Linked DNA regions of Homo sapiens: all the other regions are linked to region 3. The links are chromatin loops, found by intact Hi-C in ENCODE. Cell type or tissue: endothelial cell of umbilical vein. All regions are shown on one strand. Each heading gives the region's core, and the rest is flanking DNA. Links, peaks and the distances in the headings are about the cores only.

Region 1 (5,000 bases), core at 1-5,000, 110 kb before region 3:
CCTGCCCATCCACTCAGCCACTACCTATCCACCCATACCCACCCACTCACTCACCCACCCATTCATCTACTCACCCACTCCCCCACCCACCCACCGCTACCCACCCACTGTTCACTCATTCCTGCATTCATTCTAGGCTGTGATCTCTACTGGGCTCTGGAGCTACAGCTGAGGCTCCACAGCTGCCCTGAGCATGAGGAGGGTATAGAAAGTGTTGTTGTGGTCCGTTCTCCCCGGGGAAGGAACACGCTTCCCAGAGCAAGTGCCCCTTTAGTGGTCCTTAAGGACACGTAGGACTTTGCCACTTGAGGGAGGAGGAGTGTTCCTGACAGAACTGGCTGGGAGAGGAGAGAGAACCATGCAGGGGAAAGACCTCTCCCCAGGATGTGGGGCTCAGGGCTCTGCATCAGGGTGGGGAGCTGGGAATCACTTGCCCTGCTCCTGGACACAGGCCAGATCCTGGGTGGAAGGTGTTTTGTGAGATAGGGTGCCCTGAAGGTGAGGGCGCTCTCCAGGCCCCTGTCCCCCAGGGGACAGGCAGCCTAGGGCAGGGTGTCCCTCAGAGACAGACTCTCAGCGTTGTCATCACCCAGTGGGAGACCCAGGCTTGGAGGAGACAGGAGGGGCTGGGTACCGATGAGGATTGACAGAATGACTGGGATGCGGACTAGTAGAGAGGAAGAGACTGGACTGGCAGATGGCCATGCATTTATTCAGTGACCCGGGCTGGGTGCTGTGCTGGGCAGTGAGGACACAGCAGTGCCCAGACACACAGGCTTCTGCTTCTGGAGCTCTTAGCTCCAGGGAGCAGGGGCTGAACTGGCTGGAAGTGGGGGGCCCTAGAACCACATGGAACCAGCGGGGCCCTTATTGCACCCCCTGGTTTAGGGTGAGACCCCCCAGCTGGATCTGGGGTTCCCTGCTCCTGGGTTGCAGCTCCCAGGTTAGAGCTCATGAACCATCTGGGCGGGCTGTTAGGAAAACAGAAGTAGCTTCCTAAAGGGTCTGCGGGAGCCCTCACCCACCCCTCTGCCCACGCCCCGCAGTGTGGTCATTGAAGGCCTCTCCCAGCTGTGCCCTGACCCCGAGGCCTTGGTCAGGTGGTGCAGCCTCATGGGACCTCGGCTCACTCCCCAGTAGTGGCAAGGAGGTTCTGTCCTGCCAGACTACTCGGCTCCCCACTCCTGACCACAGGGGTCACAGCCCTGAGCTCCAGGCCCAGCTACAGGGCCTCGCTTTCAAAGAGAGCATTGAACAAGGAATCCACCTCATCTCCGGGGCATGAGGTGAGCATCCTGGCTTCTCCCTACCCCCAAGGCCCACCTGCTCGTGAACAGCCTTCCTCCTAGTGAAGCACTTTCTCACGCTTTCTGGAGCTGGGGCTTCCCGCTGGGTATGCAGCCTCTCCAATGTCTCTAGAACCATGGCCCAAGTAGGAAGCAAGGACTTCAGCTGGCCCTGCAGCTGCTGGAAGAAGACGTGCAGGGTTTCCAAACCGAACAGTTGCTCAGAGTCACCTGGGGTCCTTGTCAAAACGCCCACACCCACTGAAGTACTGCCTGGGGAGGGGCCCTGGAATATGGCTCAGAAAGCAGCGGGCGGCCCACCCTCGTCTCGCAGAAGAGGCCTGCAGGATGGGGCCGTGGGGCCCTGAAGGCCTCTCCCGGGACTGCAGCGCTTCAGGCCTCGCCATATGACGTGGGCACTGTGCTGGGCCCTGCCTCTCTCCTCCCGCAGCGTTTCAGAAGCCAGGGCTGCATTCCTCATCTTCAGGAAACAGATGAGGACGTGGAGCCCCTCATGTGAGGAAGCTGAGGCTTTAGGATTTTAGAAACAGGAAGAGCCTGTATCATAGCCGAGGCCGTGGGAGTGCCTGAGATGGAGGGGGATGACTGGAGTGCTGAGCCGGGGGGGCTTGGAGAAGCAGACAGGTGGGGCTGCTGTACAGAATCTCCCCCACCTCTCCCTGCCTGTGCTAGGGCCAGGCCCATCCGCCTGCCCAAGCCCACCCATCAGTGTCTGTCCACCCCTGCACCAGACTCTTCTCGTTGGCCCCAGCCTTGGCCCCTTTGGTTCCCTCCCACCTGTCCTCACCTGGCCCAGCCCCTGCCCTCTGGACTACACCATTCCTGGCCCTATCGTGATTCACCCGTGAGCTCACTAGTTCATGTCTGTCGGTCTGGCCCCCATGCTGGAGTTGCACCCCAGGAGAGGTAGGTGCCAATGCCTGCCCTAATGCAGGTTTCCCAGCCAGCCCAGCGCCTGCCCCCTGCGCCTCTCTGGGCCCAGGCCTCGTCCAGCATTGCCCAGCTCACTCTGGGACCTCAGGAAGTCAGATCCTTTCTTGGGCTTCACTTTCCTTCTCTGCAAAGCTCGGGTGCTGGGAACAGCCCCTTACTGCCTTTTCTCGTCTGGAGCCCTCTAGAGTGTTTAGTATGAGACCTGGTGTGGGAAGGAGGGAGGAGGCTGGAGGGGCAGTGCACTTGCCTTCCCCTCTGGTGATTAGTGCAATTAATACTGAAATCACCTGAGTGTTTTCAAAAAATGCTGGTGTCCCCGTGCCGGTTAAACCAGGACCACTCCTGCCAACCACAGGTGGGGGCCATGCATCACTGTGGTTAAAGCCTTTGGTTCTGATGCATAACCAGGGCTAATTCTCTTCACTTTCAAGGCACTTGCACACGAATCGTCCTAGTTGTGGGTAGACCAGTAGGTTCTATTGCCCCCTCTTTGCCTCGAAGCTGGGTGCTTTCCAGGTGCTGCTGGAAGCTGCAGTTGGCACCTTCTATCACAGGACACTGACCTCACTATGAGAAAAGGCTTTTAGAAGCTGAGACTCTCGCACCGTGGCCTGAGACGCCTGCTTCCATCAGTGGCAGGGTCCCCGGGACCCCTGGCAGAGCCTCCAGGACCCCTGGCAGAACCCCTGACAGTTACATCTCTTTCCCGAGAGAGGCCTCAGGCCCGGGCTGCCCAGCTGCTGCAGTGGCGGCCTGTGCCCACCAGAGGGCGCAGGCCCGGCGCTGCGCAGCTGGACCGGGCTGTGCGGACCAAATGCTTTTTAATTGAAAATTTTTTTAATTCAAAAAGGATTTGCTGTTTGTTCGCAAGTGCAGGTTTTCCTTATGCAGGAGACTAATGTCTTGAGTAAACAGATCCGGGTCCAAATCCACCTTCAAAGGTACTCGCTGTTTGCCCAAGGGAGTGAAAGGGCTTCCAGAAGCGGCCCCGTCTCCTGGGTAAACACGGCGGGAGGAGCGGGCAGGGACCGCGTCTGCGGGAAGGCGGCCGCAGCCAGAGGGGATTATGTCGCGGGACATATGTTGAAATTTCATTTGGGGAGTTAGGGAAAACAAGAAGCGGGGGTGGGTGGCGCTTTTCTCCAGCCAAGATAACCTAAAAAGGGAAAAAATCCCGAGGGAGAGAGGGTGGGGGCGCAATCTGTGCGCCCTCGCGGGGACCGGCGTGGTGCAGGCAGGAAGGGGCGCCTTCTCCGCCCTCCCCCAGCCCGCGGGCCGGGAGAGAGGAGCTCAGCCCAGCCCGGAGGGCCCAGCCATGCCCTCCCCGTGACCCTGTCCCCACTCCTGGCCACAGAGACTGGGACAGCGGCACAGGGTCCCCACGACAGCCCCTCTGCCGAATCAGCCAGTTGCTCACACAGGCGTGGAAGCGTCCTGCTCCCCCGCTCACCATCCAGAAAGCTCCCGCTAGGCCCGGGCCTAGGCTCTCTGGCTGTGGACACTCGGGCTGGGGCTGCAATCGCCCTTAACCTGCTCTCTCTGGCCGGCCAGCCCTCAGCACTCCCTGCCACCCCCAGGAACCCGGCCCAGTAGATACAGCAAGACCTACTGAAGGAGCAGAAGGGCGCGGCCCAGGACGCCTCCCCCAGCCCCTCCACTGCCCTGCAGGAACCTGGCTCTGGGCTTTCTCCCTCTATCATCTGAGATGCTTCGCGTTTGCAGGCATCTCCCTGGCATGGCCTTGGAGCATCCAAAGTGGAGCACCTCCAAGCCATGTCCCACCCCCTCCCCCAACCAGTCCTTCCCCAGCTCCTTTCTGCACAGCGTGTGGTCTCTGGCCCTTCCCTCTCTGCCCATCCATGTCCACACCCATTCCCAGGTTCCAGTGATTGGGTCGTAGAATTCTCTAAACTGATCCCCAGACCAGCAGCATGGGGTTACCTGGGAGCTATTTGAAATGCAGATTCTCAGGCCTGGCCCCAGACCTACCCAGTCAGAATCTGCATTTGACCGGGACCCCCCGGGGACTGGTGTGCGTTCAGAGTTGAAAAGCCTGCTGCATGTTCTCTCCTGAGCCGGGGCTGATGGCCTAACTATCCACGCCGTAGGCCCTCAGCCCCGCTGTCTCCGCAGGCATGTGTGCCCGTGGCACTCTCCTCTGCACCTTGGCACCTATTGCCCTAGGTGCCGTCCATGCCCTTCCCCAGTCAGGCCCCGAATCTGCTTTCAAGATGTGAATGCCCCCTGCCCCGCGAAGCCCTCCTTGCTCTCTCCGGTGATCCCCACGCCCCGTGCATGTGCCCTCGGAGGTGGCCTTCATGCTGGGCTGTGCTGGGCATGCCCGCCCCCTCCTCTGCTACCTTGGGAGTCCCGCGCAGGGCGGATGTCAGTGAGGGCTGATGAAGCCAGCCAGGGAATGAATTTGCCGCTGTTCCCTGCCGTGCATGTGCCCAGGCGGCCACCAGGTGGCAGTGTCCTCCCAGACTTTGGCGCAGCTCCCCCTCCTCAGCCTCCCGGAGCCGGAGTCTCCTGACCGCGGCCTGTGCCTGGTGGTTGGCGAGCAGGAAAGTGAGAGGGCTGGAGTGAGAGAGCTGGCGCTGCATGGTGGGTTCTCTGGAGCAACCAGATGCTCAGTGATCGCTTGCTCAGTGCTAGGGCGCGGCGGGCCCTGATCTACCATCGCTCATTCCATCCTCCAGGCAGGCCTGGACATGGGCGCATCACCCCACCTGAGAGATGAGTTCACTGAGGGCAGGAGAG
Region 2 (5,780 bases), core at 781-5,780, 79 kb after region 3:
GCCACCATACCCGGCTAATTTTTTGTATTTTTAGTAGAGACGGGGTTTCACCATGTTGGCCAGGCTGGTTTTGAACTCCTAACCTTAAGTGATCCGCCCGCCTCAGCCTCCCAAAGTGCTGGGATCACAGGCGTGAGCCACCGCGCTGGCCTGATCATTCCCATTTTATAGATGAAGAATTTGAGGTTCAGAGAGGTCAAATGCCTTGCCTAAAGCTGCACAGCAAGGAAGTTATGGAGGTTGTGCCCGCCACACCTGCTGCTTTACACTGACAACTCGCTACATCTTCATGCTGAGATGCAGGCAGTGTTGTCCAGCCCATTGTATAGATAAGTGAGCTGAGGCTCGAGAAGAAAAATTACTTGCCCGGTCACCAGCTAGCAAGTGGTGGGACAAGGCATGGAACTCAAGTCCATGTGATTCCAATGCCACCTGTCTGTGGCTGGGCCTTCTTCTCAGTGGCTGGCTCCATAGTCCTCCGTGGTGGGAGGCACGAAGAGAGGGGGAATGGGGGCTCACAGAGAAGAGGGAACCCCGCTGGTATCCCCAACCCCTCCCATACACGCCATTAGTCGCTCTCACCCCAGCACAGTAGACAAAGGCAGCCCCATAATTGGGAGTGAGTATTTCATGCATCCCCCCCGATGTTTTATTGGGTGGAGAGATGCTTGGAGACCAAACGGATGGCGCATTCTGTTTATAAAGTGCGCGCAGTTTGTTTTATTTCCTGAGTTTTTGCAATCTAGATAACAGATGATACCCTGAGTGGCTGGCGCTGCCTCTGTAATGGCGGCACTGAGCCTTTGGAGAAGTATTAATAATAGATTGTGTTGATGAGTTTGGAGAAAGTAGCAATCGACCCCCTGCTGCCAAGGCATTAGCGCGGCTGTTCTGAGCACAGCCAGCACTGTGGCTTTGACTGCAAATGCAGGTCACCCGCCCTGCTGCCCCTTCCCCAGCCTAAGAAGGTTTCCTCTCCGGGAGTCACCCAAGGTGTGCTGACCCTGGCCTGGGACCCTGGGACCGTGGCGCTCCCACGCTAGCAGCGACACGGCCAGTGTCTGTCCACTCAGAGGCCGCAGAGGTCAGGCTGCAGACCTTAGTGTGGCCACTAGGTCAGGTGGAGTGTGGGGAGGGGACAGAGGGGCAGTAGGGGTTGGGGGAGGACCACCCTCCATGTCAGAGCACCGGGTTCTACAAACCCAGGCTCCTTCCTCAGCCCCTCGGGAGAGCTGGACAGCCAGCCAGATTCCTAGGGCCTCTGCCTAAAGCTGTCACTGACAGTTGGGTAGGTTGTGCCCTGAACAAGGGGATTCAGCCAGAGGGCCAAATTAGAGCCAAAATCCAGCCCACATTCCCCTTGCAGAGCCATGCCCTGCAGGCTGGTGGGGTCCAGCATGCCCAGAGCAGAGCCTGGCCTCAGCCTCAGCTCACCCCAGGCCTTTACTCACCTACTCTGTAAACACTCACGGAGGCCCCCTTGAGGATCAGATGGGGCCAGGTCCTGTCTCATGGAACCCTGGTAGAGGTGGTAGAGTTGGGCACCAACAGGGACATGCATTGTCATTCTGCTGTGATACCCGTGTACTGAGTTACATGCTCAGCATCCTCGAATCCTGACAACAGCCTTCAGGAAGGGCTTGACATCTCCATTTTACAGGAGTAAACTGAGGTGGGGGACGCTGAGGGGAGCATAGAGGAGGCTACCTCCCCCAGACTGGGGCATCAGAGAAGGCTTCCCAGAGGAGGTGGCATTGGAGTTGGGCATTGCAGGATGAGTAGGAGCCTGCTGGGTAGAATAGAGGTGGGTGGCAGGGGTTGCTGGGGGTGCCCCCTGCTGAGTGCTCTGGCCAGTGCCCAGGCAGCATGCAGAGCTCCAAGTGGCCCTGCCCACTTCGCCCCACCAGCTCGCCGTGGGCGGTTCTGACGGCAGCTCCAGGAAGGGAGGCAGGCGAGTGCCTCCCATTTATGGCCATTTCTGTTCCAGAACCGATTAGTAGAGAATTGCAGCTGTAATCTGTGCCCGTGATGGTGGGCCATAAAGAGGGATGGGATGTGCACAGCGCTCCCAAGGTGGCGCCCGCAGACATGGCCCGGGGACGCCGGGAATGAAAAATGGTTTTAATTCCCTCCCAGCAGCAATAATTTGATTCTTCATAAATTTTTCCATCAAAGTGTTGTTGAGCTGAGTTCCCACAGAGCAGGACACGTGACAGGGTGGGGGAGTGTCGGGAGGAGCGGTCAGCAGACACAGCAGAGGAGGGGCCGTGCTGCCCAGCCCTCCTGCTAGTGCTGACCAGGGCCCGGAGACCACCTCTCCCGGCCCTCGTTTGTCTGCAGAGATGATGGGAGATGGGAGATGGAATCACGTTGTCATGTGGAAGCTGGATTAGGCCCAGCCTGGGAGTTGCCTCCAGCATTTACTACCCATGCGACCCTGAGCAAGCAACTCTGCCTCTTAGCACCTCAATTTCCTCATCTCTAAAATGGGGTTAATGTTCATTCTTTTCTTGCAGGGTTGTTGCAAGGATTAAATGCGTCTCTGCATATAAGATGCTTAGAGCAGGGCTGGCACTCTATACGTGCTCAGTGAATATCTGTTCGTGATGGAGATGCGTAAGCTGAGACGGAGGGATGGGAAGGTGTTAGCCAAGCCAAAGGACAGAGAAAGATGGGTCGAAAGATGGCTGCCATGATAGTGCTCTGGAGAAACTGCAGGCTGTTCTTTGGGGCTGCAGCCTGGGGAAGCAGAGGGTAGAAAGGGAAGAGGCGGGATCATGAAGGGCCTTGAGTGCCAGCCTCAGGAGCTCGGATGGTCTCCTAAGGGCACTAGGGAGCCATGGAAGAGTCTGGAGCAGGGAAGCAGCTTGATCCGATTTGTATTTTAGAAAGATCCCCCTGGCTCCTGTGTGTGTGACGGTTCCTGTGTGGGCTGGGGTTTGAAGGATTGAAGGGGCCAGGAGCCCAGAGAGGGGACCAGGCAGTTGCTCGGGCAGGAGAGGAGGGGCCCAGGCTGGGCAGTGGGTTGGGCAGGGCTGGGAATTGCTTGGATGTGTTGGTGAGGGAGGATCAGAGGAGAGGCAGACCAGGGAGCTGAGGTAGAAAGGATCCTTTCCAGCCAGGGGCTGACCTGGCCCCCAAGGAAAGTTTGAGTGGACCCTCCACACTGCCCTCTTGTGGCCACCGTGTCTCTGAGCTGGAAGGGCCCTGAGCTGCCACGCCCGGGACAGGTGACTCTAGGCAGGATGCCAGCACCCACCCCAGGGCCACTGGGGGCCTGTAGGCAGAAGAATAGGGCTGCAGGGCCCTTCTGCTGTCTGACCTGGTGCCCAAGGAGGGCCTCTCCCTCCCACCTGGGCCTGAGGGTCAGGGTGGCAAGAGGGAGAGGCCCTCGGCAGGAGTGGCCTCTGGGAGGGACTTCTGAGCACCGCCAACACGCCCGCTTTGTGCATCCGCAGGCTCTTCGCGGCCAAGTGCAGCGGCTGCATGGAGAAGATCGCCCCCACCGAGTTCGTGATGCGGGCGCTGGAGTGCGTGTACCACCTGGGCTGCTTCTGCTGCTGCGTGTGTGAACGGCAGCTACGCAAGGGCGACGAATTCGTGCTCAAGGAGGGCCAGCTGCTGTGCAAGGGTGACTACGAGAAGGAGAAGGACCTGCTCAGCTCCGTGAGCCCCGACGAGTCCGACTCCGGTGAGGCCTGGCCTGAGCTGGGGGCAGGCCTCAGGGACGGGGGTTGCTGGGGTGTCCTGGAGGGGAGTCCCGGCTGGAGAAGCCACCTCCTGCTTCCAGGACCTGAGCTGCACACAGATGGTACATGCATATCCAGATGCACACGCGCACTGACGTGTCCACCTGTGTGCACATGATACGAACATGCATCCCCCCAGGCACACTACCCCTGAGACCTACGCATCCATACATATAAACATATGTGTGATCACATGTGTGCACACAAGCACATAAAATGCATGCAGGAATACCCCTACCCTGAGTATGGATACATGTACATGTATGTGGAGATATGTGTTCACATACCCGGGAATTCAAAAGCCACACCCAGGTCCACACACACAAGTGTACACACTTAAGCATACATACACATACACACATGACACAGCACACTTGTGCACTAAACACCGGTCCACATGGCTGCACATATATGTTTGTCCACATGCTCACATGTACTGTGGATTGTGCTTGTGTGCACACACACACCTCTTGTTCTCTGGCCCACCCCCCTTACCCTCTCTGCCTTGATGGCCCCCCACCAACCCGCAGCCCAGCTCCACAGGGGTCTTCACCAGCACCCAGTCCACAGGCTGGGGATGCCTGAGAGGCAGGGAGATGATGTGCCTTCCCCTTCTCAGCCCCCTGGAGCCTTCAGCAGTGAGAAGCAAACAGCCTCGAGCCAGCCTCTGTTTCCCAGCCGAAGGGAGGGGGCTGGGCCCTCTGTGCTGGAGGGAAAGACCCCATTTCCCAGGGTGAAGGACCCTCCCTCCTCTGCTCTAGCCCCCAAAAGGACGAGGCCAATTTGAAGGCCTCCTGGCAGACAGGGCAAGCCCAGCCAGGAGTGAGCCTTAAGGAGGGAAAGCCCAGGAGGTGGCTTTGGTCCTTGTTCTTCCTGGGAACAGTGGGGAAGGACTGGAGCAGGAGGCATGGAGAGGAGGTGTCCCGGTCTGCCAGGCCCCATGGGTAACCTGGAGCCCTCCGGCAACAGGATCTGCCACATGGGAAGGGTTTTCCATGGCCAGGGCCTGCGTGGAGGCAGTGAGCCCACCACCATCTGTCCCTACCCATCCCTGGGCAGGGCACTGCTGCAGCCAGCTCCATGGCTTCCAGCTGCCTGGACTCCTGAGGAAGAGCAGAGGCTGGCCAGCCCCAGCAGAGGGGGTCTCAGTGGGAGGAGATCACCCGCCTCATACTCCAAGAACAGGATTGAAGAAAGGAGACCAGCCTGGGGGGCAGCGGGAGGCCCAGTGGTGGCTGGGGAGGCTTGGCCATCCATCTGGGGCTGCTGGCATTTCTGAGACCCAAACCTGGGGCGGGGAAGTGCCATGTGTGCATGGTGGGTGTGGCTGTAGCACTGGGAGAATGCACATGCTTCCGCACGCTGTGTGTGTCTGTCCAGATGCATGCATGCCTGTACGTTCCTGCCCGTGAGCATGGGCCCATGTGTGTGAATACGCCTGTGAGTTGCACGCGTGAGGGCCTTTGTGAGCCCACGTGTATGTGGCAGCAGGTGAGTGTGCATCTTACGAGTGTGTGCGTGCATACGCTGTGGTCAGAAGCACTCTTGTGTGAATATCTGTGGTGTGTGTCTTTGCTTGCACACTTTCGTGTATGTCCACACAGCCATGTGCACAACCGTGCGTGCACCTGTCTGCCTGTTCCCCGAGTGGGCCTGCCTTCCTGAAAGTGTGTGCAGCCACATGTACGTGTGTGCATGCCTGTGCTGTGGTTGTCCGAGGCGCACCTGTGTGAGTTCCTGTGCAGGTGTGCCCTGCGGCCCAGGATGAGGGAGTGAGGCGTGTGTGCCGGGGAAGGGACTCGCAGGGTACAGCAGGCAGGAGACCAGGGCCCAGATGAGGTAGGGCCTGTGGGCCACGGGAGGGAAGGAGATCTTATCCTGGGCCACTGGGGAGCCACGGCAGGTGTCAACAGAGGGGACAGGCTCCCATCGGGCAGCAGGTTGCCGAAGGGGACAAGGCTGAGGCCTGGGCTGCCCCCGCCCCTTCATCACAGGCCGGGTTGTGTCCCCCACAGTGAAGAGCGAGGATGA
Region 3 (5,759 bases), core at 760-5,759:
CCCCTTCCCCAGACACGGGCCCATGAGATAGAGACCAGGGAACTTTCTGGGTTTTGGGACTCTGTGTTCAATTCATAGAAAATGTCTTTCTGCAAGTTATTCTTAGTGTCTTCATGTGGCTTTTATGGTTTCAAATACGATCCTGGGTCTTCTCTGCTCTCACTGTGGTCCTCAGCTGGGGAAGCTCCCGGTTCCAGACAGGCTGCAGAAATAATCCAGCCCATCCATTTGGCAAGAAAGCCAAAGATTCTTGAAGAAAATAAATTTTAAAATATGTGACATCTTGAGAATCCCACGTGGTTGCTTTTGATGTAATGGGCTAACGCCCCTAATTCTGTGTCCCCGCCAGGGTCCAGCTCTGAGCAGCTACTTGCAGGCCCAGGCTCTAGAGCAGGGCCAGTGGCAAAGGCTGTGCCGGGCCTCTAGGCACTGCCTGGAGGTCTCCTGCGCCCAGCTCACACCTTCCTGGAGCTAAGCTTCGCCTGCCCTGGAGGAAGGTACGCAGGTGAGCCCAGGGGGTCTGTTTGCCCTCAAGCCCTGGTTGAAGGAGAAGCAGGGAGCTGTGTTCTCCCCAAGTCTTGGTAGCATGGCCCCTCTTCCATCCAATTATTATGACTACTTGAGATGGAGTCTTGCTCTGTCACCCAGGCTGGAGTGCAGTGGTGCAATTTCGGTTCACTGCAACCTCCACCTCCCGGATTCAAGTGGTTCTCCTGCCTCAGCTTCCCAAATAGCTAGGATTACAGACACGTGCCACCATGCCCAGCTAATTTTTGTATTTTTAGTAAAGATGGGGTTTCACCATGTTGGCCAGGTTGGTCTTGAACTCCTGACCTCGTGATCCACCAGCCTCACCCTCCCAAAGTGTCCATCCAATTATTTACCAAATATGTATAGAGGCCTGGTAGGTGCTGGGTGTTGTGGTGAGCACTTATGTTTCAGCCTCTCGACAACCCTGTGGGACAAATGAGGAAGCTGAGGTGCAGAGAGTAGGGCAGGACCTTCCTGAGGTCCCATGGCCAGATCCTGAACCAGATCTGGGTGGCTCCCCAAGATCTGCTCTTGACCACTCCTAGCCACTGCGAGACCTCAGCACTGGGCCACCCCGCCAGGGCACCGTCTCCCTCAGAGCTCCAGTCCCGAGAGCTGACAGCAGCCTGGGCTCTAAGGGAGCACCGTCTCCTGACCCAATGTGGAGGAATCCCATGACTAAAGACCCAGACCTTGTGCTGGAAAGTCATGGGTCTGTGGCCAGAGCCCCTACCCACTGAAGGGGAAGCTACAGGAAGGACTTAGGGGCTTTGCTGGGGCTGGCTGTCTCCCCACTGCACACAGACACACACACTTGCATGCAGCCTCAGAGCCCCAGCTCTGCCTCACCAGCAAATTCTGCCACAAATCCTGTCTCCCTGCAGCCCCTCTCCCATCAGGCTGGAAAACCCCAATGGGAGAGAGAACCAGTTCCCAGCCCTGATTCAAAGGACCCCAGCTGGGCGCCATCACTTTACTCCTGTGTGTGGGCCTCCACCTGGGTTCAAGGTCGCTGTGAGGTCTCCCACCGGCACAGCAAGACCACAGACATTTGCACCGCTCTGCGGCAAGGTGGCTGTGTTACTCTGTGACGATCACACACGGCCATCTCTAGCTGAGAAGGGCCTGACCCTTTGGCCCATGTGCCCTGGGGTCCAGCCCCGCTGGGGTCCAAAAAGCATAACATGGTCACTGCTGGCTGGAAAGTTTCCAGCACTCAGTCTCTGGGTGTTCCCGCTCCACTTCCGGAGTCAGTGTGGTTCTCCCAGGACCCTAGACCCGGGGCCACCTCCCAGGAATATCAGCCCCCAACCTGGCCCACTGCTTGGGCGGCTCTGGTCCCCCCAATCTGGCCGCCTGTCAAGGATCTGAGGCTTGGCAGGGCTGATGGCGCCGGGACAGCGTGGGACGGCCCAGGCTCTCTGCAGCCCTGGTTCTCCGGGCAGAGTGGAATAGAGACACTCGCAGCTCCTGGTCCTTGCCTTCCCACTCCTCCGAACCCGGCCAGGACTGCACCCTGCGCTGCCCCAGATCCGTGCCTCCAGCTGGAATGGTAAACTGGGAGGGGGCAGTGTGGCTCTGGCTCTGGTCAGAAGCACAAAACAATCCAGACAGCCCGGAGCGGGATGGACAGGGCTGGGTGGGGTGGGGGAGGGCAGCTCATAGAGCCGTGCTCGAGGGAGGCGGGTAGCGCAGAGGAGAGGGTGCAAGGCCCTAAGAAGAGGAGCGGGGGGACTAGGGCGGGGCTCAATGGAGCTGGGGCGTCCGCAGACTGGAAGGAGCCGGGACCCCCGCTCCAGAGCCTCCCTTTCCATTCTCGCTTCTTCCAGTGATTCCGAGCCCCCGACTCAGTCTTTCCCCCAGGTAGAGAGAATCCGAGGCTGTTTCTGCCGCTGAAATCTGAGCGGGAGAGCATCCCGAAGCCGCCTGCGTGGAGCGAGCAGCCCCCGCGTCATGGGCCAGAGGCGCCCGGGAGAATCTGCGGGTCACGGATCACACCCGCAGGGGCCTGGCGGAGCAAGGTGCCGTTCGCCGCCTGCGGGCAGGAGCCGGCTCTGGGCCTCGGCCCCTGCTGTGCCGTCCAGTCGGCCGCTTCTTCGCTTCTTCGGCAAGGGAAGCGGTGGAGAGGCGCGGGAGCCCCGATTGTGCTGGAGAGATCTGGGACCCCTGCGCGTCTGCGTGCGAAGGACCCGAGACCGGCCAACTCAGCTGGGAGCACGGGACACGAGGAGTGAGGACAAAGGGCAAGGAACGGGGCCTATAGGGAGGGTGTGTGTGTGTGTGTGTGTGTGTGTGTGTGTGTGTGTGTGTGTGTGTGTGTGTGTGTGTGTAGGGGGAATGAATGGACAGCGGGGAAGGCATGCAGAGGGGCCCAAGGGGTGTGGACTCAGCAGCCCCACCCCAGACCAGAGAAGGCAGCCAGGCTCTGGCGTCCACCGAGCCAGCGCCCCTATCTGGGCGCGGGCCGCATGGCGGCAGACCACCCTATATCCGCCTTGGTGGCGTGGGATATGACTGGCAGGAGCGCGGAAGAGGCGCTGAGAATGCATGCGCACCCGGACAGACCAGACGCGGCACGGAGGGGGTACTTCCCACAAGTCCTCCTGCCTTGAGACCAGGCCTTCGAGTGGTCCGGGGAATGCGCCTCTGGGCACAGCCAGCGGCCCCAGATCGGCACTGGACGCCAACCCGAGTTAGAGAAGCCTGGGAGACTGGATCGCAGGGGCCCTCATTCAGCCAAGGAGGGGGAAAGGAGAGCTGTAGGGTAGGAGAGGCCAGGCACAGGGAAGGTGGGGAGGGGATGGAGCCTTGCGCCAGGAGTTGGGGGTGCAGGGCCTGTGACGAGAGAGTATTACCATGTGCACCCTGAAGGAGAGGGAGAGGGTCTGGGCCTGGAACGAGGACTCTCGCCTGCAGGCAGTCGCCCAGCCCCGGTTGCAGGGATGGACCGCGACCAGCAGAGGGCAGAAAGTGCCTGGTCCGCCCGCCGGCCCCGAGCCGCGCTCCGCGCCTCGGGACTCTGGCTCTGTGCGCCGAAGCCTTGCCCGCCCGGCTTCTCCCTGCAGCAGCCGCGCCCCCGCCCCAGATGCCCGGAGAAGGCGGCTCAGGCCCAGCCCAACTTCGCGGGTCCAGGCCTGGGGTTTCCAGGTCAAGCAAAGAGGGGACCGAGATGTGGGAGAGAAACTCCACATTGACTGTCCACTCTCCCCGACCTAGCCACACAAAGGCGCCTAGAAATACACGAAGGCACAAAGCCCCCCACCACACACAAACACACACACACACACACACGCTAGGAGACACGCGAGCACACAGAAGCATTCAGAACCCCGGAGATAAGCACAGATACGCAAAGCTGACAGAGACACCCATACAGAAAAGGATCGCAGACACAACACAGAGGCTGAGACACGCACAAAGACTTAGGCCCCCGCATGAAATGATGCGGACACACACCCCAGACACAGGCACGAAGGACCCACACATTCACATACACACGGGTGCAGGGGACTCAGACACAGATCCACAGATTCACCCCTGGGAGTCTGGAAGGTTGCAGGGACACACATACCGTGTGTGCAGAGCCAAGGAGCACACGGAGGCAAGAGCCGCAGAGGCGGGGGCCCGACACGCACAGACACACACAGATACCCACCGACACACACGCAGGTAGGGTAGGGCGGGAGCCTCTAATCCTCCACAAAGCCGGGCCCCTCCGCGGGGCCCCGCGGCGCAGGGGGCCACTTCTGACCAAGCCTCCCGCAGGTTCCAAATCCGATCCGCCCTTTCGCCTCCAGCGAGGTCAGGGGACCCGCCCCCCATGCCCTCCGCCCCCGCCCGGCTCCGCGCCGCTGCCTCGCTCCGGGAGGGGCCGGGGCCGCCCCGCAGCGGATCGCGGGGGGTCAGCCCGCCGCTACCCCGGGCCGCAACCGCCCCCCTGCTCCCCGGTGAGCCGCGCGTCGGTGGGGACCACGGGCCGCAGACAGCCGGTCCGACGCTGTGGCCTCTCGCACCGGACGCGGGTGCCAGGCCCGGCTGGCGCGGAAGTCGGCAGCTCCATCTCGCCAGCTTTCGCGTCCCGTTGCCGAGGTCCACTTTGCCCAGGCTGGCTAGAGCACTGTCCTTGATCCGCGCGTCCCAGCGACCCCTGGCCGGGCACCCGACCCGCCAAAGGACCCCGATCTTGGCAGCCAACCTAATTTCTTCAGAGCCGCTACCCTGGGGCCACCACTCCCTCCTAGCGCCCCTCACTGCAAACCCTAGGAGGCCCGGGTCTTGCCCACTGCTCCTGCCCCTGCCCGGGGACCCCTTTTCCAGCCTTAGTTGTCCTCTAAACTCTCGGTCGCCTGAACCCAGGCCTGACCTTCCTTGTCGTCCCAGTGTCCCCCATTCTCGATCCCGGGGCCCCAACCTCCCATCGGCTCAGTCCCCCGCCCAATCTCTGCCAGGCCCGGAGCTTTCCCAGACCCCTCACCCACACTCCAGGCTCACTCCCCGTTCCTGGGCCTGGGCCCCCCTTGCACGAGTCCAGGGCCAGCCGTCCTCGCCTTCTGCCCGCCCCCGTCCTTCGTTCCTGGGAGCCGGCCCTCTCCGCGGACCAAGCGGCCCCGAGCAGGCGCCGCCGCCCGGGGGACTCCGACTCAGCCCCCGCGACCTACCTCGGCCGACAGTCGGGGGTTCCCAAGCGGCCACTCCCGGCCGGCGCCGTCCCCTGGCGGAGCCGCCGCGCTCCCTGCCGTCCGCGCAGTCTGGCCTCGCTCGGGGCCACTCCTCGTAGCGCTGGAGCTTTACAAAATATTAATAATAAAGAAGGCAGAGGAGAAAAAAGAAAGCCTTCGCTCCCCAACTCCCAAATCAATTTTTCAAGGGGGTGGAGCAGAGGGATTTGTTTCGAAGACGATCAAAACTTCTGCGAGGGGCCCGCGGGGCGGCCGGGCCGGGGAGCCGGGGCCTGAGCTCGGGGCCAGGCGCGGCGCGGGGCGCGGGCCAGGGGCGCGGAGCCCCGGGGCGCGCGGGGGGGCGGGACGGCACTATTTGACGTGGAGCCGGCGGCGCATCCCGGCGCAGGGATACCGGCCGCGGGGTTCAAATGTCAGGAAGTTTCGGGAGGTGAGGCGGCCCGTATCCCTCCGCCGCCAGCCCCAGCTCTAAACCCGGCGGCTCAGCGGGCGCACCATGGCACTGGAGTAGCGCGGGGAGCGCGCCCGGAGCCCCGCGGCCCGCTGCGC
Region 4 (5,805 bases), core at 806-5,805, 170 kb after region 3:
ATCCCCCTGTCTTCACCAGCATGAGCCTATCTGATGAGGATCAAATGAGCTTCTCAACACCTCTCTCTCTTTTTATTTATTTATTTATTTTTGAGACAGAGTCTTGCTCTGTCGCCCAGACTGGAGTGCAGTGGCTCGATCTCAGCTCACTGCAACCTCTACCTCCTGGGTTCAAGCAATTCTCCTGCCTCAACCTCCCGAGTAGCGGGGATTACAGGCATGTACCACCATGCCTGGCTAATTTTTATACTTTTTTAGTAGAGATGGGGGAGGTTTCACCCTGTTGGCCAGGCTGGTCTGGATCTCCTGACCTTGTGATCTGCCCGCCTCGGCCTCCCAAAGTGCTGGGATTACAGGTGTGGTTCACTGTGCCCAGCCTCGGTTGTCTTTTTTTTTTTTTTTTTTTTTTGAGATGGAGTCTCACTCTGTTGCCCAGGCTGAAGTGCACTGGCGCAATCTCAGCTCACTGCAACCTCCACCTCCCAGGTTCAAGAGATTCTCCGTCTCAGCCTCCCAAGTAGCTGGGACTACAGGCGCGTGCCACCACGCTCGGCTAATTTTTTGTATTTTTAGTAGAGATGGAGTTTCACCGTGTTAGCCAGGATGGTCTCGGTCTCCTGACCTCGTGATCCACCTGCCTCAGCCTCCCAAAGTGCTTGGGATTACAGGCGTGAGCCACCGCCCCAGCCTTGGTTATCTTTTAACACAAGTGGCTCCAACTGCTGATGCACCTCCTCATGGCCCATCATAACATCCATGTGCTGTGCTCTGCTAGGGAGGTGACACGGGCACTAACTTGGCTATAGCCAGCTGGACAAGGGATGGTGCATAGGTCTAAGACAAACCAAGGTGCATGGCTAGTCCCAAGATGGCCCCTCAAACTCCACTCACACTGAAGGTGCCAATCAACTCATCAAAAAGCAAATGCATCAGCCTGGACAACATCGCAAAACCTGTCTCTACAAAAAATACAACATTTAGCTGAGCCTAGTGGCACGCACCTGTATCCCAGCTGATTGGCTTGAAGGGCTGACACAGGAGGATTGCTTGAGCCCTGTGAGGTCGAGGCTGCAGTGAGCCAAGAGCATGCCACTGCACTCCAGCCTGGGTGACAAAGTGAGACCCTGTCTCCAAACAACAACAACAACAAACACACACACAAAAAAAACAAAAATCAAATGCAGTTTGCTTGCTCACCACCTCTCTTCAGGAAGTCGAAACGTGCAACAAAAAACAGGAATGTGGTTGATTTGGTTTGGGCTCCTGTCCTGAGCCCCCGTTTGCAATCTTCTTGGTTGTCTATGAGACAGGAGGAGGGGCCACAGTATATGACAAACTAGGGCCTAAGACTGGGTGGCCCTGTCCCCTTCAAGCTCCAAATCCCTGGTGCTTTTGCATATAGGCTTTCAGAGTCATAAGCTCTGGAGTCAGAATATCTTGGGTTCAAATCTCATCTTAGCCACCTGGCAGAGCTGTTGTAAATGACAAGCACTCAGTAAATGCGAAGAGCTTAGCAGGGCTCCAGGCACATACTAAGCCTCGAAAGTGGCAATCTATTACCATTAACAACCCATAACATAGGAGATACATTCTCCACCTTATGGATAATAAAAGTCATTCCCAGAGAGGCTGATAGCTTGCAGGAAAACAGAATTCAAACCCAGGTTTGGGCCAGGCACGGTGGCTCATGCCTGTAATCCTAGCACTTCGGGAGGCCGAGGTGGGCGGATCACTTGAGGTCAGGAGTTCAAGACCAGCCTGGCCAACATGGTGAAACCCCATCTCTACTAAAAATACAAAGATTAGCCAGGCGTGGTGGTGCTCACCTGTAATCCCAGCTATTCGGGAGGCTGAGGCAGGAGAAGTGCTTGAACCCGGGAGGCAGGGCTGCAGTGAGCCAAGAGGGCACCACTGCACTCCAGCCTGGGTGACAGAGCAAGACTCCATCTCAAAACAAAACAAAACAAAACAAAAACAAAAAACAAAAGCCCGGGCGCGGTGGCTCACACCTGTAATCCCAGCACTTTGGGAGGCCGAGGCGGGCGAATCACGAGGTCAGGAGTTCAAGACCAGCCTGACCATTTTTAGTCTCTACTAAAAATACAAAAATTAGCCAGGTGTGGTGGCGGATGCCTGTAATCCCACCTACTCAGGAGGCTGAGGCAGGAGAATCATTTGAACCTGGGAGGCAGAGGTTGCAGTGAGCCGAAATTGCACCATTGCACTCCAGCCTAGGTGACAGGGTGAGACTCCGTCTCAAAAAAAAAAAAAAACAAAAAAAGCAAACAAACAAACAGAAAAACAGGTCTATGGGTCTGGCCCCTCTATTTGTTCTCGCTGCCTGACTTCATTGACTTCCACTCCTGCCAGGAGCTGGACTGAGTCGAGAACTAGATGCCTTCATAGAGCTCCAGGTCCTGGTCTTAGGGTGGGAGACCGGCCCCCTTAGCAGGGGTCCCTCAGGGAGTGGGAGGACCAGGGCGAGCCTGGGTCCAGGCAGGGCTACAAGAGGCTCCCAGGTGATGGGGAAGGGGGCTGCCTGGCCCTTCTCCAAGCACATTTAGAGCCAACCCAAGGGAAACCCCGATTCTGTCAGTGCTGGCACGCCTGGGGCACAAGCATCGGAGACATTAAATATTAAACACGTCGGCTGCCTTCCAAGCTTGGTAATTAAAACTCTTATTTCATATTTTACACAGGATGGACGGGGAGGTCACAGACTGCTCTTAGATGTTTCATAGTTCCTTGTTCACAGATGAAGTGGCTCTTCCGAGGAAAACCTCCTCTCACTTGGGATCCTCGCGCCCTATTTATTAAGTGATTTCCTGGGAGGGAGGCCAGGGAGCGGAGGTCGGGGAGGTCTCCGGGGTGTAAGGCCCCAACCAGGAATCCCAGCAGGGTTTTGGGCTTTCTTTCTGCTTCTCCAAAATGGGCCTGGGTTCCCAGGAGACGGCCGAGGGCGCCTCGCCCCTGCTGGAAGGGCAGCCTGGGAGCTGGAGTTGGCAAACGGGAGGGGACGGGAGGGGACGGGAGGAGCCCCAGGGGAGGGGGCGTCTTCCCTTAGCTTTCAGCGCCATCTGCTGGCCGTATGCTAAACTGCCGCTCCCCCGGAGGCCAGCTAGAGACCAATTTCGAGTTCTGAGCAGGGAGAGAGAGGAGGGGTTCCAGGACAATCAGGCCTGGAGCTTCCAGAAACATTCCAAAAACACAGTTTAGATTTTTAATTGTTCACTCAGTCATTCTCCCGGGGTCTAGGGAGAAATAGGACTCAGACTCGGATCTCTGGGGACCTACCCCAGCATGATAACCTGGGTGTGCCTGGGGTTCATGGGGGCCTGGGAATCACGGAGGCCCCCTCACCTGCATTCACTGTGTGCCAAGCACTGGCCTACATCACTGACATTTGTTGTATCACTGCAGGTGCTGTGATCTTGCTGCCGTGCTCATTTGACAGATGAAAACACTCAGGCTGTGAGAGAACCCCAAAGCCAGAGGATTCCCTTGATCACTCCCCACCATGGCCAACATGATGAAATCCTGTTTCTACTAAAAATACAAAAATTAGCCGGCCGTGGTGGCAGGCACCTGTAATCCCACCTACTCGGGAGGCTGAGGCGGGAGAATTGCTTGAACCTGGGAGGCGGAGGTTGCAGTGAGCCAAGATCACACCACTGCACTCCAGCCTGGGCGACAGAGCAAGACTCCATCTCAAAAAAAACAAAACAAAAAGAAAGAAAGAACAAGGGAGAGAGGAGAAAGCAAGCAAGCCAGTGTGAGGGAAAAGGAGTGAGAATGGGGAGGGCCTGAGATAAGACTGCAGCAGAAGGTCCGGGGCTACTGGATTTGAACCTATAGCTTTAGAGCATGGGGCACCATGGAGAGAAGAGAGGTAGGGAGGAACACGAGCAGATTTGTGGTTTTTTGGGGGTTTGTTTCGTTTTGTTTTTTGAGACAGAGTCTCACTGTGTCGCATAGGCTGGAGTGCAGTGGTGCAATCTTGGCTCACTGCAAGCTCCGCCTTCCGGGTTCACGCCATTCTCCTGCCTCAGCCTCCCGAGTAGCTGGGACTACAGGCGCCCGCCACCACGCCCAGCTAATTTTGTGTATTTTTAGTAGAGACGGGGTTTCACCGTGTTAACCAGGATGGTCTCCATCTCCTGACCTCGTGATCCGTCCGCCTTGGCCTCCCAAAGTGCTGGGATTTGTGTTTTTAAAATAACCCTCGGGCTGCACAGTGAAGCATCGCAGTGTAGGGAGCAGGGTGGGGGAAGGCTGGAGTCAGGGAGCCCAATTTGGAAGCCGCTGTAGTCAGGTGAGAGAGGATGGGGTTGGGGGAGGGAGCCTGAACTAGGGCAGAGGAGACAGGAGTGGAGATAGTGGATGGATGTGGAGATTGAAGCTGGAAATAGAGCCCAAGAAGTATCCATGGCTCACATTTCTGCAAAACTGGACACCTGGAGGTGACGTTCACTAAAATGAGGCCCATACTTCTCCCACCACATCTCACTGGCCAAGAGCAGTCAAGGGTGGGAGCATTCTCCACCTTTGGTGGGAAAGACCATGAAGTTACATGGCAAAGGGTGCACATGCAGGGGGACTAAAGAATCAGGGCCAGTGACGCACAGTTTTTTGTTTGTTTGTTTTTTGTTTTGAGACAGAGTCTTGCTCTTGTTGCCCAGGCTGGAGTACAGTGGCACGATCTCGGCTCACTGCAACCTCCGCCTCCCAGGTTCAAGCAATTCTCCTGCCCTCAGCCTCCTGAGTAGCTACAGGTGTGCACCACCACAGCCTGCTAATTTTTTTTTTTTTAATTTTTAGTAGAAATGGGGTTTCACCATGTTGGCCAGGCTGGTCTGGAACTCCTGACCTCAAGTGATCTGCCCTCCTCGGCCTCCCAAAGTGCTGGGATTATAGGTGTGAGCCACTGTGCCCAGCCAGGTGTCCAGAGAGAAAATGATCGATGTTTGAGAAGCCACCTTCCCCTTCCACACCCTTGTCCTGGTAAAGGAGAAGGAGTCTTGCTTGCTGATTCAGCTCCTGGCCGCCCTTCTCTTGTGGGGATTCTGGGTGAATGGTGAATCTCACATAAACAAGCTAGAGGTTAATCTATGTAAAAAAGACTTGAGAGTGAGGGCAGGTTAGGGAGAAAAAAACTGCTTAGGCAAGGAGAAAGAATACTGCCTGGCTCCCAGTAGCAACATGGGCCTTATTCCAGCCCTTCCTAAGGCCTTGCCAAATTCCCAGCATTAGTTCCTTTTAATAAGCCATCAGAGGAGACTAGGCTGGGAGTGATGAGACTTGGCATGCATTTTTTTTAGAACACTGGCTAAGAATAGCTGAGAGGTTCTCAAGGGCAACAGGTAGGAGGGGTCAGGCCATCCTTATCACAACGCTCTAGTCATTAAAACAGTGTGGTTTCAGCACAAGGACAGACACAAAGACTAATAGAGGGGAAGGTAGAACCCAGAAGCAGACCCTCAAACACACAGGCACATAATCCATGACAGAGGTGGTCCACAGAGCAGTAGGGGACAGAGAGAGTCTTCAGTAAGTAATTTTGGGACGAAATTGAGTACCCATGTGGAAAACATGAAATGGACCTCCACCTCCGCCATATGCAGCAACACCCATTCCCTGCAGGCCTCCCGGAAGGTCTGGAACCAGGAACTGGAGAGCTATTGGAACCGTGGCAGCTCCGCCGTCCCCGGCCCACTTTTCCCCCTCCCCTCCTGATGCTTACAGAACGCATTTTAGACACTGGGCACTGTGCTAACGGCTTCTTTGCATTCTCATTGAGTCTCCACA
Region 5 (5,863 bases), core at 25-5,024, 50 kb after region 3:
ATCAAATTATCAAGCCAAAACCTGGGAAAGTCATTTGCATTCATTGCAGCAGGAGAGACCGGGGGTTCAAATTCAGAAAGCCCCCTTGCCTGTATCAGGCCTGGTTTGCTGTGGAGAGAAGGAGGACTTCCTGGGGACATGAGAAGTCCATACTGGAGGCAAGAGGCACCCAGAAGCCCCACATAGGATGGGGCAGGCCTGATCCAAGGCTGGGATACAGGGTGGGAGGGACCCTTCAGGGGGCTGAGAGGCGGGTGTTCTGGGGCTGGGGTCTGCCGAGGTATCCTCTCCTTCATGCACGCACAGAGAGGCATGCAGACGCTCAGACGCACTCACAGGCACACTTCTTACTGTCTGTTGCTGGGAGCCAGGGCCTTTTGTCTAGCCCCAGAAGGGCCCTGTCACAGGCCTGAATGGGCCCCCTTCCCCCATAGAGAGTGACAGCTTCAGGCAACTCATGCCCCAAGCCTGTCTGGTTCTTGTCCTGGCCACCAGTGCTGGGCAGGTGGTGAGGAGGGTCCCAGGCCTGGGCAGAACGTGTCCAGGGGCACTGCTGACCCTCTCCCAGCTGGGCTGGGAAGGCGCCCTCCAGCAGCGGCTCCTTAGTGGAGAATGGCAATTTCACGCTGTCCCCAGGAGGCTGTCCTGTGCTCCAGCTGGGCCAGGGCTAGGTCGGCCCTGTAGGCCCCCATCCCTCCTCATCCCAGCAGGGCGGGCATGGCCCATCCAGCCTCTCCACACATTCTCAGGCCAGGGGCTCTGCTGGCTCTGATGATGCTGGCTTAGCTTCAGAGGTGGTCCTGTGTGGGGGTGCCTATACCGGCCTTAGAGATTGTCCTGTATGTGTGTCTATACTGGCCTTAGAGATTGTCCTGTGTGTGTGTCTATACTAGCCTTAGAGATTGTCCTGTGTGGGGATGTCTACACTGGCCTTAGAGATTATTCTATCTGGGGGTGCCTACACTGGCCTTAGAGATTGTCCTGTGTGTTTGTCTACACTAGCCTTAGAGATTGTCCTATGTGGGAATGTCTACACTGGCTTCAGAGATTATCTTGTATGTGTGTCTACACAGGCCTTGGAGATTGTCCTGTGTGGGAGTGTCTGCACTGGCCTTAGAGATTGTCCTATCTGGGGTGCCTACACTGGTCTTAGAGATTGTCCTGTGTGTTTGTCTACACTAGCCTTAGAGATTGTCCTGTGTGGGGGTGTCTACACTGGCTTCAAAGGTTGTCCTGTGTGTGTCTACACTGGCCTTGGAAATTGTCCTGTGTGGGGGTGTCTACACTGGCTTCAGAGGTTGTCCTGCGTGGGGGTGTCTACACTGGCTTCAGAGGTTGTCCTGTGTGGGGGTGTCTACACTGCCCTTAGAGATTGTCCTGTGTGGGGATGTCTACACTGGCCTTAGAGATTGTCCTGTGTGGGGGTATCTACACTGGCTTCAGAGGTTGTCCTGTGTGGGGGTGTCTACACTGGCCTTAGAGATTGTTCTGTGTGGGGGTGTCTACCCTAGCCTTAGAGATTGTCCTGTGTGGGGGTGTCTACACTGGCTTCAGAGGTTGTCCTATGTGTGTGTCTACGCTGGCCTTATAGTTTGTCCTGGTGTGGCCAAGGCAATGTAAGCTTTCTGTGGTCCGTGTACAACTGCTTGGAGCTGCCCAAGAAGTGACTTCTAAGGGCAGTGTAAATAGTATAGCAATGAATGTGGATGCTGCAGCCAGGTGGCCTGGGGTCAAACCCCAGCTCGACTACTGTGAGACTTTGGACAAGACACTTACCCTCTTTGTGCCCCAGTTTTCTCATCTGTAAACTGGAGTTAGTAGCAGTAGCCACCTCCACTGGTCACTGTGAGAGTTAACTGAGTTAACATTGTGAAAGGCTTGTATCAAAGCCTAGAACATGGTAAACCCATAGAAGAGCTTGGAATCCATGTGAGGGGGATTGCAAAGGCTGATGTGAACCCTTGGGGTGATCTCCACTGAACTCTACTATTTATCTGCCCCTTCTTTCACCTAACAACAGTATTCCCTGAGCCCGTAGTGTGGCTGTGGCGGCAGCTCCAACCAAGCCAGTTGAAGTCAATGCCTACTGTGGTTCTTGGGTTGGACTCAACACAAATGATGAAACAGGCAGTGACAGGGCATTTTGGGAGACGCCATGATAGGGGACCCACAGGCAGCTGCTGGAGAGTCAGAACAGGAGTGCTCAACCAGTCAAGGGACCCCACAGAGGATGTCCCTACAAAAGCAACGTCTAAACTTAGAGCTGGGATCTGGGATGGGTAAGAGGTAGCCAGGGGAAGAAGAATGGAAATTTGGAAAACATCCCACATGGGACAGCCTCACACAAGGCAGCCTCTAACCGTAGTAGACACGCCCATACACAGGACAACCTCTGAGGCCAGTGTGGATGCCCTGACACAGGGCGACCCCTCAAGCTAATGTGGACACCCCACGCAGGGCGACCTCTCAGGCCAGCGTGGACGCCCCACGCAGGGCGACCTCCCAGGCCAGCGTGGACGCCCCACGCAGGGCGACCTCTCAGGCCAGCGTGGACGCCTCATGCCTGGCCCCCTTCAAGGCCCTGTTGGCTTCTCTCCAGGAACTCTGTCTGTCGGGGCCAGAGTGGGTTTCTGAGCAGTTGGACAGACTAGGCAGCCAGGATGGGGCAGCTGCTCTGGGTATGGTGGGTGGAGGGCCACTGTAGGGGGCACAGAGGCTGAGCCGAAGCACATGGTCGCTGTCTGTTTGTGGGGCAGCAGGAGCAGGTTTAATGGGCCAGCCCCGGAGGCCATGGAGAGGCGGCTTTCAGAGGAACCCCAGACAAGGGAGGCCCCTCCCTCCTGCCCCAACTGCCCCAGCTCAGCTGGGCCACCAGGAGCCTGGGGCTCTGTGGAGCCCTGTGGGGCCCCGCCCACCCCTCCCCACCTGCCAGCCTGCAGTGTGGCTGCGGGGCCCGAGTTGAGCAGGCACCTGAGAATGCCAGGCCCCAGTGGGAGGGGCTTGGCCTGCCCCTCTCTATCCTTGGAGCCCTGAGGGTTTCCTGCAAGGTGTGGCCGCTGCAGAGGGGAGGGGGACACCTGGCCAGGCCTGCAGCGCCCCCTGGCCCAGTGGCCCCTGCAGCCCTCAGCCGCCTCAATCAGTCATCTCCCTACCCTCTGAACAGCTGGTGCTTCCAGGGAAATTACCTAATGAATCAACAATGCAGGGATTGTGGAGGCGGAACTGCAGCAGGAAGGGGCCTTTCTCCCATGCTAGGCCCACTAGGCATGGGACACCTGCGGGGCAGCCGAGCCCCCTGCACCCCTCCCCCACGCAGCGCCCTGCAGAATAAAGAAAGCTGGAGTCAGACAGACACAGGGCTGCTGCTACCAGTCCCTGCTTTGCTGTTTGCCCGCTGTGTGTCCTTATGCAAGTGTCTTTACCTCTCTGGGCTTCAGGTTTCTCGTCTGTACAAATGGGGTTAATATGGTGCCTTGTACTGGGAGGCTGTGCTGATTAAGAGTAGTGGCCCCTGTGTGGTGCTTAGCATGAGCCTGGGGCAAGTGACTGCTCAGTACCTGGTGGTTTAATAATAATAATGATTATCATTACTATACCTTCTCAGGAGACATTCATCTGTGTATAGTTCCCAGTGATCCTTGTCAGGGAATTCCCTTTGAGCCTCAATTTCCTCGGCTGTAAAGTGGGACCAGGATCTGTTTGCTTGAGGGTAGTGGCAGGGACTGGTTCCTGCCCCTGGAGACCTCCTGGCTCCCAGCCCAGTCTGGGAGAGCAGCCCTGAGAATTCTGCAGAACCAGTTCCCTGGTCTAGCCATGGGAGGCTCCCACGCCCTGCCCTCGGGAGGAAGGAGGCCTGCTCCCAGGGTGGGCACAGGGGCCCAGAGAGGTATGGGTGGAAGTGTGGGCTGGGCTGGGAGCCGGTGGGCGGCCTGTTGGAGCAGGCCCCAAGCTGGGCACAGAGGGCCCATTGTTGCTGGGCTCAGCCAGGCCAGGCCCACGAGAGCGGCCACCGCTGCCGGGATTCAAGAAGTGTCTAGACAGGGCAGCCCCAGGCTCTGGCCTAAGCTTCCTCCAGGTGGGGCTGTGCCACCGGGGACATATAGGGAGCCTGGTGCCCTCAGCTCAAATGGGACCTGACAGACAGAGGAGACTGGGGCAGAGGCAGGACTACCCGTCAGGAAGACAGACAAACACAATCCAAACACACTGCTGGCAAGGAGGGTGGCGTTGGCAGTGGTGGCTCACTTGGGATCTGGAGAGGAGCTTGGACCTGGGAGTCAGAAAACTCTGGGTTCCAGTCCTGGCTCTATTGCTGTGCAACCCAGGGCAAGCGAATGTCCCTCTCTGAGCCTTGTTGACCTCAGCTGAACAACCTAAGGCTTAAGAATTTTGAGGCTGGTGCAGTGGCTCACACCTGTAATCACAGCACTTTGGGAGGTTGAGGCGGGCGGATCACTTGAGGTCAGGAGTTCGAGACCAGCCTGACCAACATGGTGAAACCCCATCTCTACTAAAAATACAAAGAATTAGCCAGGCATGATGCATGCCTGTAGTCCCAGCTACTCAGGAGGCTGAGGCAGGAGAATCACTTAACCCGGGAGGCAGAGGTTGCAGTGAGCCGAGAACACACCACTGCACTCCAACCTAGGCGACAAGGCAAGACTCTTTCTCAAAAAAAAAAAAAAAGAAAAAAAAAAGAATTTTGAGAGCAGAGGGACTTGGGTTCAAATCCCAGCTCTGCCACTTCCACAGTTGTGTGACCTTGGCAAGGAATTTGACCTCTTTGAGCCTCAGTTTTCTCATTTATAAAATGCGGATAATAGTAACCCTTGTCTCTAAAATGAGATAAACACATACGATGTTTGGAGTAGTGCCTGGCGCCTAATGACTATGCAGTAAACATTAATGCCTGCCTCCATTGTTATCACCATTTCAATTTGTTTTGGTTGATACCAAGCTTGTGGATCGCTTGCCAGGCAGTGTCTGGCACATAGTCAACACACGGTACTTGAGAATGCTTTTCCCAAGACGATGTGCTTGGCCCTTGCCCTCTCCTTGGCCTTGGTTGCCCTGCTTGGGAAATGGGCTCATCCCAGACCAGGCCACCCATGGGGCGGGGCAGCAGGCCAGGCTGTCTTTGGGGAATCCCGGGGGCCTCTCTGCCTCCCAGTATGGGGCTATTTTTAGCCAGGTGGGTAGAAGTTGCTGCTCTTATCTCTGCCTGGTATTTTTGGCACATCTTGACTGCCAGGGCTCCTCTGCCCTCCCACGCCAGCTGCACCCACGGAGCCCAAGTCTGAGTCCTGTGCCAGGCTCTTGTCTCCCAACCCCAGCCCAGGGGATACCAGGTGGAGGATGCCTGTCCAGCCAGCCCTCGTCTGCCTCCAGCCACCTCCAGGCCACCCACAGCTGGCCCCAGGTCTGAGGCTGTCGGGGGGGTCTCACATCTGTAAAGGGGAGCCGCGCCATACTCCCCTCCCCCAACGCTCTGTGTCGTTTCCATGGTGGTGAGCACAAATCCCCCAGCCCTGCACAGAGGAACCTTGTTTGTTTCGCCTGCATAACTTGGAGACCAAGTCACAGGACCAGGCCCCCCAAGTTACCCCCGCAGCGCAGCCCAGCCCAATCCCCCACCCAAACAGACAGCCCCAGGGATGGGGGGGAGGCAGTTATACCCCTTCCCCTTGAACCAGGCCAAGGGGCCCTGTGGGCAAGGAGCCAAGAGGTGTCACCTCCAAGTCCCTTCCCTGCTGGGAGTCTCACTTCCCTTGTCTGTAGAATGGGAACATGTCACAGAGATAGCGCATGGCCCGTACTAGGTACTTAATAAATGCACAAGTTGGCTGGGCGCGGTGGCTCACGC

What was found. Peaks named below come from ENCODE experiments on the same cell type or tissue, not always from the same donor. Only the 100,000 strongest peaks of a DNase experiment are listed, where the experiment ranks them.
Region 1: a loop joins it to region 3, with 2.9 times the contacts of the local background. A loop is called at or near these places in 4 of 110 quality-filtered maps.
Region 2: it touches region 3 in a loop (17-fold over the local background); 57 of 110 quality-filtered maps call a loop at or near these places.
Region 4: a loop joins it to region 3, with 12 times the contacts of the local background. A loop is called at or near these places in 81 of 110 quality-filtered maps.
Region 5: a loop joins it to region 3, with 2.2 times the contacts of the local background. A loop is called at or near these places in 6 of 110 quality-filtered maps.

Annotation. Positions count from the first base shown.
Region 1 is chr9:126,496,360-126,501,359 of GRCh38, forward strand. The region is part of intron 9 of MVB12B (multivesicular body subunit 12B); the gene reads left to right. Among named protein-coding and RNA genes, the nearest start is that of NRON, 88 kb to the left of the region's middle. RefSeq lists a silencer at 2,891-3,185. In endothelial cell of umbilical vein, for the core only: CTCF peaks have their summits at 3,027 (motif pointing right) and 4,705 (motif pointing right); DNase peaks (open chromatin) are centred at 3,142 and 4,742; H3K4me3 peaks cover 276 bases.
Region 2 is chr9:126,687,378-126,693,157 of GRCh38, forward strand. It overlaps LMX1B (LIM homeobox transcription factor 1 beta), which reads left to right. Exons shown (of 8, transcript NM_001174147.2): 3 at 3,459-3,691; 4 at 5,765-5,780. Among named protein-coding and RNA genes, the nearest start is that of LMX1B, 76 kb to the left of the region's middle. RefSeq lists an enhancer at 504-1,386. In endothelial cell of umbilical vein, for the core only: a CTCF peak has its summit at 3,174 (motif pointing left); no DNase peak of the experiment used is centred there; H3K27me3 peaks cover 219 bases.
Region 3 is chr9:126,608,260-126,614,018 of GRCh38, forward strand. LMX1B (LIM homeobox transcription factor 1 beta) reads left to right here and starts at 5,669. Exons shown (of 8, transcript NM_001174147.2): 1 at 5,669-5,759. It overlaps LMX1B-DT (LMX1B divergent transcript), which reads right to left and starts at 5,540. Exons shown (of 2, transcript NR_184148.1): 1 at 5,190-5,540; 2 at 1-202. RefSeq lists enhancers at 1,789-2,653, 4,597-5,565 and a silencer at 3,375-3,444. In endothelial cell of umbilical vein, for the core only: a CTCF peak has its summit at 3,478 (motif pointing right); a DNase peak (open chromatin) is centred at 3,512; H3K27me3 peaks cover 3,912 bases.
Region 4 is chr9:126,778,882-126,784,686 of GRCh38, forward strand. No RefSeq gene overlaps it. Among named protein-coding and RNA genes, the nearest start is that of ZBTB43, 23 kb to the right of the region's middle. RefSeq lists an enhancer at 672-841. In endothelial cell of umbilical vein, for the core only: a CTCF peak has its summit at 3,108 (motif pointing left); a DNase peak (open chromatin) is centred at 3,070.
Region 5 is chr9:126,658,753-126,664,615 of GRCh38, forward strand. The region is part of intron 2 of LMX1B (LIM homeobox transcription factor 1 beta); the gene reads left to right. Among named protein-coding and RNA genes, the nearest start is that of LMX1B, 48 kb to the left of the region's middle. RefSeq lists enhancers at 3,859-4,472, 4,943-5,459, 5,460-5,863. In endothelial cell of umbilical vein, for the core only: CTCF peaks have their summits at 3,110 and 3,310; a DNase peak (open chromatin) is centred at 3,199.